Regions from separate parts of the Homo sapiens genome. Here all the other regions are linked to region 2. Evidence: chromatin contacts called from ENCODE Hi-C or POLR2A ChIA-PET data. All regions are on one chromosome and are shown on one strand. The core of a region is the stretch at or near the end of the contact, and the rest is flanking DNA. Distances in the headings are between cores, read along the strand shown. Region 1 has its middle 12 kb from the start of PTGES3. Region 2 holds the start of STAT6 (signal transducer and activator of transcription 6). Region 3 holds the start of MARS1 (methionyl-tRNA synthetase 1).

What was found. A loop is a pair of places that touch in the nucleus more often than their neighbours do. ChIA-PET counts read pairs that join two places held with the same protein, here RNA polymerase II (POLR2A). Pooled maps may share reads with other maps.
Region 1: a pooled map shows a loop between it and region 2 (3-fold over the local background). The contact joins the enhancer-like site here to the promoter of STAT6 in region 2. A Hi-C loop is called at or near these places in 1 of 50 pooled maps. POLR2A ChIA-PET finds 5 or more read pairs at or near these places in 6 of 52 experiments (AG04449, GM10248, HepG2 and 3 more).
Region 3: a loop to region 2 is called in a pooled map, with 4 times the contacts of the local background. The contact joins the promoter of MARS1 here to the promoter of STAT6 in region 2. A Hi-C loop is called at or near these places in 1 of 168 maps with a recorded cell type or tissue (CD8-positive, alpha-beta T cell), 1 of 37 single-sample maps with no recorded cell type and 8 of 50 pooled maps. POLR2A ChIA-PET finds 5 or more read pairs at or near these places in 6 of 52 experiments (AG04450, B cell, Caco-2 and 3 more).

Annotation. Positions count from the first base shown.
Region 1 is chr12:56,699,251-56,702,227 of GRCh38, reverse strand. No RefSeq gene overlaps it. Among named protein-coding and RNA genes, the nearest start is that of PTGES3, 12 kb to the right of the region's middle. RefSeq lists silencers at 1,311-1,370, 1,319-1,473. Within about 2 kb of position 1,392, at least 6 of the 41 ENCODE cell types and tissues checked have a DNase peak (open chromatin) inside an H3K27ac peak, as active enhancers do.
Region 2 is chr12:57,109,949-57,112,890 of GRCh38, reverse strand. STAT6 (signal transducer and activator of transcription 6) reads left to right here and starts at 1,529. Exons shown (of 22, transcript NM_003153.5): 1 at 1,529-1,762. It overlaps LOC124902946 (a long non-coding RNA gene), which reads right to left and starts at 2,169. Exons shown (of 2, transcript XR_007063334.1): 1 at 1,050-2,169; 2 at 12-934. RefSeq lists a silencer at 311-470 and enhancers at 510-1,455, 1,456-2,403.
Region 3 is chr12:57,486,519-57,489,446 of GRCh38, reverse strand. It overlaps MARS1 (methionyl-tRNA synthetase 1), which reads right to left and starts at 1,379. Exons shown (of 21, transcript NM_004990.4): 1 at 1,248-1,379; 2 at 338-428; 3 at 102-180; 4 at 1-23. The coding sequence starts at 1,356. It also overlaps a transcript of ARHGAP9 not described here. RefSeq lists enhancers at 508-1,454, 1,252-1,641, 1,455-2,402.

The DNA.
Region 1 (2,977 bases), core at 143-2,642, 410 kb after region 2:
TATTTTTTTGTATTTTTAGTAGAGACGGGGTTTCATCATGTTGGCCAGGCTGGTCTCGAACTCCTGACCTCAGGTGATCCACCTGACTCGGCCTCCCAAAGTGCTGGGATTACAAGCATGAGCCATAGTGCCCAGCCAAGATCTCTGTTTTAATGTTAATGCTGGTCAGTTGTGCCAGAACTCCAAAGGGAAGAGAGTATAATGAGGCATATTCAATGCCTCCCATTCCCCACATTGCCTGAACTACTTTTTCAGGAGTTTGGGGGTCCTCTTGGCCAAATGGGGATCCATTCAGTCAGTTGGGGGGCTTAAAATTTTATATTTTTATTTATTTATTTATTTATTTAGACAGAGTTTCGCTCTTGTTGCCAAGCCTGGAGTTCAATGGCCCAATCTCGGCTCACCACAACCTCTGCCTCTCGGGTTCAAGTGATTCTCTTGTCTCAGCCTCCGGAGTAGCTGGGACTACAGGCGCACGCCACCACACCAGGCTAATTTTTGTATTTTTAGTAAAGACGGGGTTTCACCATGTTGGCCAGGATGGTCTCGATCTCCTGACCTCGTGATCCACCCGCCTCGGCCTGGGATGACAGGCGTGAGCCACCGTGCCCGGTCTAAAATTTTATTTTCTACAGTTCTAACACCCAGAAGTGAGATTGCTGGATTTTTGATTTCTGAATTAAGCACAGAGTTTCCTGACCTGTGTCCCAAGAATTGCCTTTACAGTCCCACTGATTTGTTGATCTAGTTCTTAGAAATCTTAATTAAGACCCGGTGCGATGGCTCATGCCTACAATCCCAGTACTTTGGGATGCCAAGGAGGGTGGATCACCTGAGGTCAGGGGTTCGAGACCAGCCTGCCCAACATGGTGAAACCCCTGTCTCTACTAAAAATACAAATATTAGCTGGGTGTGGTGGCGGGCACCTGTAATCCCAGCTACTTGGGAGGCTGAGGCTGGAAGGCTGAGGCTGGAGAATCGCTTGAACCCAGGAGGCGGAGGTTGCAGTGACCGGAGACCACGAATTACACTCCAGCTTGGGTGACGAGTGAAACTCCGTCTCAAAAAAAAAAAAAAGAAATATTCATTAAATTAGATCTTTCTCTGCCTTTTCATTTGGTATAAATCTGGCTTAATGAAGCAGACACTGCCTACATGCATTTAATGACTCTAAGAAAGCAGCAACTCCCAAAGGACACAAATTAAGGATGAAAGTTTCTAACTGCTCTTGGCCAACTGTATGATGGAGAGTTGTGTCAGGAAGTGAAGAAATTTCCTCTTTTGTTATTTAAAAGGGAGACTAAGAGACTGTGGTTAGCAATTCATAATAGCCTGTGTCTCCAGCCCATGAGAGTCACTTGGGGCCGGCGCGGTGGCTCATGCCTGTAATAGCAGCACTTTTGGAGGCTGAGGCGGGCGGATCACTTGAGGTCAGGAGCTTGAGACCAGCCTGGCCAATATGGTGAATCCTTGTCTCTACTAAAAAAACAAAAATTAGCCGAGCCTGGTGTCAGGCACCTGTAATCTCAGCTACTCTGAAGGCTGAGGCAAGAGAATCGCTTGAAGCCGGGAGGCAGAGGTTGCAGCAAGCCGAGATCGCGTCATTGCACACCCGCCTGGGCGACAAAGCAAAACTCCCTCTCAAAAAAAAAAAAAAAAACAAAAGGCGGGGGGCAGTGGCTCACGCCTGTAATCCCAGCACTTTGGGAGGCCGAGGCAGGCGGATCACGAGGTCAGGAGATCCAGACCATCCTGGCTAACACAGTGAAACCCCGTCTCTACTAAAAATACAAAAAATTAGCCGGGCGTGGTGGCAGGTGCCTGTAGTCCCAGCTACTCAGGAGGCTGAGGCAGGAGAATGGCGTGAACCCGGGAGGCGGAGCTTGCAGTGAGCCAAGATGGCGCCACTGCACTCCAGCCTGGGCAATACAGCGAGACTCCATCTCAAAAAAAAAAAAAAAAAAAAGAATAATTTTTGACCTTGATTTACCAAGCGTGGTGGTGCGCCCCTGTAATCCCAGCTACTCCGGAGGCTGAGGCAGGAGAATCACTTGAACCCGGGAGGCGGAGGTTGCAGTGAGCCGAGATCGGCCATTGAACTCCAGCCTGGGCAACAAGAGCGAAACTCCTTTTCAAAAAAAAAATTAGCCAGGTGTGATGGCGCCCGCCTGTAGTCCCACCTACTTGGGAGGCTGGGGCGGGAGGATCACTCAAGCCCAGAGGTCAAGGCTATGGTGAGCAGAAATCGTGCCACTGCACTCCAGCCCAGGTGACAGAGTGAAACCCTGTCTCAAAAAGATAAAATAAATAAGGCCGGGTGCCGTGGCTCACCTCTGTAATCCCAGCACTTTGGGAGGCCGAGGCAGGTGGATCACCTTAGGCCAGGAGTTCGAGACCAACTTGGCCAAGATGATGAAACCCTGTCTCTACTAAAAATACAAAAATTAGCCAGGTGTGGCGGTGCGCACCTGTACTCACAGCTACTTGGGAGGTTCAGGCAGGAGAATCGCTTGAACCCATGAGGTGGAGGTTGCAGTGAGCCAAGATGGCACCACTGCACTCCATCCTGGGTGACAGAGTGAGACCCTGTCTCAAAAAATAAATAACAAAGAAACAGAAGACAGCCTTTTTAAGAAAAAGGAATGGCTGGTCAACTATGTCAAAAACTTCTGTCAGAGGCCTTTGAAACAGAGCAACTCCATCTTGAATAGGAGCAGGGTAAAATGAGGCTTAGACCTCCTGGGCTGCATTGCCAGGATGTCAGGCATTCTATGTCACAGGATGAAATAGGAGGTTGGCCCAAGGTACAGGTCACAAAGACTTTGCTGATAAAACCAGCATGTGGTAAAGAAGCTGGCCAAAAACCACCAAAACGAAGATGGTGATGAAAAATGACCCCCTCGTCATCCTCACTGTTCATTATATATGCTTATAATTCATTAGCATGCCAAAAGACACACCCACCAGCACCATGAAG
Region 2 (2,942 bases), core at 280-2,779:
GGAGACCCTTCTCCTTTCCTCATACCTGGTTTATTATGAACCATAAAAATAGTGCCTGACAGTTACTGTGTGTCAGGCATTGTTCTAAGCCTTCAGATGTTTTACTGCATTTTATTCTCACATTATGGGTTAAGACTTATTTGCTCCATTTTACAGATGACGAGAATGAATCACAGAGTAAATTGCTCAGGGTTGTGTGGTTAGCAGCATTAGCAGGATTTGAACCCAAGCAGCCTGTATCCACAGTCCAGTCTTTTAACTGCTATATTTTGCTGTGTTCAAACCCTCTGCTGCCTGGCTGGGTCCACACACGTGCACTCATGTACAGACCTGCGGGGTAGCAAGGGATGGAGGAGGAGGAGCTGGTTCTGGAAATCAATTCAGGCACCAGGGGGCAGCATAGGCCTAGCTTTGGCCCCTCAGCCCAGCCCCTGCTATGGGAGGGAGGAGGGGAGTAGAAACTTCCTCCCACCGCCCCTCAGACACCACCTCTTCCACACACCGGGGCTCTCAGGTGTCCGGGAGTAAAGGCCTCTCTGGATCCCTTGGTCTCCTCCAGCTCCTCCCCCAGCAAAAACTGCAGAACCCTCCACTAGTTATGTTGATGACTCAGAAGTTGAGCAAGACTGTGTGTGTGTGTGTGTGTGTGTGTGTGTGTGTGTGTGTGTGGTGTTGTGATTGCAATGGGCTCTGTTTGTGAGCCTGCCTGCACGTGTGTGTGTGTGTGTGTGTGTGTGTGTGTGTAGTCTTGTGGTCAGGGAAGTTGTGCATGTGTGTGTTTGTTTCTTGGCGTGTCTCAGTGTTTACCCCAGAAACATATAGGAACTTGGCAGATAGGAACACAGCAGATTCGTATTCAAACTTGCCCCTTGTGAATCTGCAGGCAGCAGCTCCGGCTTGTGCTGGTTCCCACCACAGTCTCAGGAGGGGTGCCCTGTGAGGAGAGAGCAAAGACCAGCTTCAGTCCAAGGGACTCCTAGAGTCTTCCAGAATTCTGAGCTGAGGGTTCCCCTCCCCCACTCCCTCCCGTCAGTGGTCACGAGACCGACCTCTAAGGCGTTCCCTGCCGGAAGGGAGGGGGACCTAGGAGTTGGCTGGCATCGAGCTCCCTGGCGGCTTTTTAGGGTCCTCCACTGGAGGGAGCGCAGAGTCCAGAGGGATTTACTTTTCCTGAGGCCCTGGGGAGCCCAGTCCCTTGTGGGTCCAAACCCCAGCCCTTGGCAGAGTTTGAGTTTGGGAGCCAGGCAGTTAGGGGTGGCAAATCTCTGTTTGATATTGGGTGACTTTCTGGAGAAAAGCTGATGCTTTTGAGGGGGACAGAGTAAGTGGGGGTCAGCCTCCCCCCAAGCCTGGCTCCAAGGCCTGGACCCCAGTCCTGATCCCCCACGTGTTCCCCCACTCGGCACAGGAGGCACACATATTCACCCCACTTTCTTCCTCTTCCTCCTCCAGCCCACTTTCTCTTCTCTGTGTCGTCAGAGCTCCAGGGAGGGACCTGGGTAGAAGGAGAAGCCGGAAACAGCGGGCTGGGGCAGCCACTGCTTACACTGAAGAGGGAGGACGGGAGAGGAGTGTGTGTGTGTGTGTGTGTGTGTGTGTGTATGTATGTGTGTGCTTTATCTTATTTTTCTTTTTGGTGGTGGTGGTGGAAGGGGGGAGGTGCTAGCAGGGCCAGCCTTGAACTCGCTGGACAGAGCTACAGACCTATGGGGCCTGGAAGTGCCCGCTGAGAAAGGGAGAAGACAGCAGAGGGGTTGCCGAGGTGAGGGGTTGCCTCCGAGGTGGGTGCGGGGGCCTCTATGAGTGCATGGGGGTGGATTCGTGGGGGGAGCTCTCGGGATCCTCCCCTGGCTGGGTGGATGGTCCCCAAGAGATGGTTTCAGCTAGTGTTGGTGGCTGGTGGCACTGGGTTTTAGCAGTTTCGAACTCCTGGAGGAATCTGGGAGGGTCCAGGCCTCAGTACTCCCCTCCCCCATGGGTCACGTTTTCACAGCCTCACCCCTGCACCCCCAGGGCCATGGAAAGTCAGGGAAAGGAGGTGAAGGAGTGCCCCTCTGCCCTGAGTCGGGGGAAGTGGCCGCCCCTCCCTGGAAGGTTGATGCCAGAGGGCAGTGGATCCTTGTTAAACCCCTATCCTGCCCTCCACTAAAGGTTCCTGTTCAAGGGTGTGGCTGGGGCGTGAGCAAGCCCCAGATGTAGACCTCATGGTGGCCCAGACGAGGGGGAATTTCCCCCTCAAAACTGCTCCACGCTTGGCTGCTGTAGACGCTGAGATTTCCCAGCGGCGGCGCCGAGTTAACCCTCCTCGTGCTGAACTGGCTCCACCTCCCCGCCTGCCCCCACCGCCACATTCACGCATTGGGCAACTCAGAGAAGCTGTTTTAACTTTCGATCCTGTGGTCCCACAATCAGAGGACTCGGGCAGATAGGGGTTGAGATAAGCGAGTTTAGGCCACCAAGCGGGCGGACGAGGATCCCAGACCTTGCGCTTCCCTTCTGAGTTTGGGAGGTAACACTGGCCCCGCCCCTCACGCCGTGGCTCCTCCCTCCCTTCCCCTTCAAGGGGCTGAAGACAAAAGGTGCCCCTGTCCTGGTCAAGCCAATCGACCCAGCCTTGTTATGGGTTGGGGTGGGGAGAAATGTGTCCTCCTGATGGCTGGGGAAGAAGAGGGGTTGGATATTTCTAGCCAGGGCCATGCCAGGAGGCTGGTCACTCTGCAAGGGGATGCAGAGGAAAGCGGTGCCCACTCACTCCAGAGGACCTTTCTCTCTTGGGCTAGAGAAAGGCCTATTGGAGGAACCTGAGCAGGAGGGGTAAGGATTCTGCCTTGAGGAGAAAAGAGCTGGGGTAAGTGGGCACTGGAGGAAAGAGGGGCATGAAGGTCTTGGAGCAGAAACGTCCAGAGAAGGGACCTCTCCATTTTCCATCCCTCTGAGAGGCC
Region 3 (2,928 bases), core at 130-2,629, 380 kb before region 2:
TACAGGGCAGCAGACAAAGCTGGCTAAAATGCAGGGGACATGAGTCAGGATGGCCACGCAGAACAAGGGCCTGCCTGACATCCCCCATACCTTAGTCCTACCTGCAGCTCTGTCGCTTCCCATTCCAGCCACTGGTTAGTGAGGTCATCTTGCTCCCAGCCAGATAACAAAAAAAAATATCTGCCCAGAGAGAGAGCAACAGATGATGGACTTAGAGGGGCCCATTTAGCCCATTTCTCATCACACAGGGAAACAATGGCTGCAAATAAAGCCACACAAATGACAGTGAGGCCTGATTTGATTCAGCCACCTCCCTACACCAAGGACCAATACTGACCGGCAGATTGCACTAGTGGAGAAGAGGTAGTTGCCGCTATCCAGCTGCAAGACAGGGACCTTAGGCCGGGTCAGGAACGGGACCACACAATCTGATGCAAGAATGGAAAATGGGTTAAAAAAAAAAAAGGAAAAGAAAAGAAATACTTTGTCAACTTAGGATAACCTTGCATTGTTCAGTGAGTAAAAAAAGAAAGATGGGCAGTCTCAACCCAGAAGTTCCAGGATAGGACCACTGAAAGGGGGTGGTCCGGAATGGGCTGGAGAGGCCAGCAGGTGTTCAGCTGAAACTGCCAGCTGGAAGCAACAGATGGGGACTGCAGAGGAGGTGGTGGTATTGGGATAGTGCTGCAGCCAAGAACTTAACGACTGAAAGTAACTGGGATATCTTCATAATTATCTGAAGGTCACAGTGGGAGAACAAAATTAAAAGAACTGAGAAGACTTACAAGAGAACCTCCTAAGAGTCACCCAAACAATCGGCTGAGAATGAGAAGAGGTAAACAGAAAGGAACGTGTGTGTGTGTTAGGAGGGGAGAGAGGGATTTCCTAAGAACACAAAAGGGTGCCTGGGGGCTGTCATGCTAGTAACTAAAGAGCAGAGGGGGATGCCTGATAGGTGTAGGAGAAGGTTGGGAAGGGAAGAGCAGTTTACTGGGGTGAGGCGGGGACCGGGAAGACGGAAGAGGGGAGGAGAGAGATAAGGGAAGGGTATTATATTGAGGGTAATTAAAGGAAGTGAAAGATGTGACTGGGAGGGAAGAAGGCGTGGAGTGATCAAGGATAATAGGAGAAGTGGTCGATTGGGGTGTGTGGCGAGGGCTAGGGGTTTGGCAAAGACAGCTGCAGAGAATCTGGCGTGTTTCGGTCCCGCCCCCCCATCCACCGCCCACCAGCACCAGCACGAGTACCTTCCGGGCCTACAGTGCTGATGAGCACCTCTGCTCTGCCCCGGGCTCTCCCGGCGGCGGCCAGCACCGGCAAGCAACCCGGGACGCCATCACTCACGAACAGTCTCATTTCGCCGTGAATCCCTCGCTGATGCAACCGGAACCGGCCTCCCGCTTCTGAGTTCAGCGGCCTCCGCGAGGCACGCCGGGAAATGGAGTTCCGTATTAGGCCACTGCCCTGGCACCGCTACCGGAAAGTAGACTATTTCTCCCATCATGCAACGCTAAGACACAGGAAAAGACTATCATCGAGATGAAGAGGCCGCAGATGCGGGCTAGACTGCACTTTTTTTTTTTTTTTTTTTTTTTTGTGAGAGGGCGTCTCCCTCTGTCACCTGGGCTGAAGTGCAGTGGCACGGTCTTGGCTCGCTGCAACCTCTGCCTCCAGGGTTCAAGTGATTCTCCGGCCTCAGCCTCCCATGCAGCTGGGACTACAGGCACGTGCCACCACGCTCGGCTAATTTTTGTATTTTTAGTAGAGGCGGGCTTTGACCATTTTGGCTAGGCTGGTCTCGAAGTCCTCACCTCAGATGATCCGCCCGCCTCGGCCTGCCAAAGTGCTAGGATTACAGGCGTGAGCCACTGCGCCCGGCCTAGAGCAGCACTTTTTTTCTGGAGATCCAGAAGAGACGTTTAGGTTTTAGGGCAAGTCGCACTTTTATCCTCTTACGCTGCTGGAGGGCGGTGACTGAAGCCGCGGCTGCTTCTCTTGTTGTGGAGAATGAAATGGCCATGTCATAACAGCAGCTACTCGCAGTGGCTCTCGATGCAAGCTCTTAACGGTCAGAGTTTTAGAGTTCGGAGTTACCATGTGCGGAATTAGTGACAAAGTGGAAGTTAGTGTACATATCCATCCTATCAACAACAACAACAAAAATGTACATAGGCCGGGCGCGGTGGCTTATGCATGTAATCCAGCACTTTGGGGAGTCGAGGCGGGCGGATCACCTGAGGTCAGCAGTTCGAGACCAGCCTGGCCAACATGCTGAAACCCCGTCTCTACTAAAAATACAAAATTAGCTGGGCATGGTGGCAGGCGCCTGTAATCCCAGCTACCCGGGAGACTGAGGCAAAAAAAATCGCCTGAACCCGGGAAGCGGAGGTTGCAGTGAGCCGAGACCGCGCCATTGCACTCCAGCCTGGGCAACAAGAGGAAACTCCGTCTCGAAAAAAAAGAATGTAGACAAGTAAAATATTAATACCAGTCTGAGTTCATATACAGCTCGACGTCTCATCAAAGGGGTAGAAGAGCATCTCTTTTTTTTTTTTTTCTTTGAGACGGAGTCTTGCTCTGCCCCCCAGTCTGGACTGCAGTGGCGCGATCTCGGCTCACTGCAACCTCCGTCCCCCGGGGTTCACGCCATTCTCCTGCCTCAGCCTCCCGAGTAGCTGGAACTACAGGTGCCCGCCACCACGCTCGGCTAATTTTTTGTATTTTTAGTAGAGACGGGGTTTCACCGTGTTAGCCAGGATGGTCTCGATCCCCCGACCTCGTGATCCGCCCGCCTCAGCCTCCCAAAGTGCTGGGATTACAGGCGTGCAGCCGCGCCCGGCCAAACATCTCTAGGGAAAAGATGAAATTGAGAAGTAAGGCCGGGCGCGGTGGCTCACGCCTGTAACCCCAGCACGTTGGGAGGCCGAG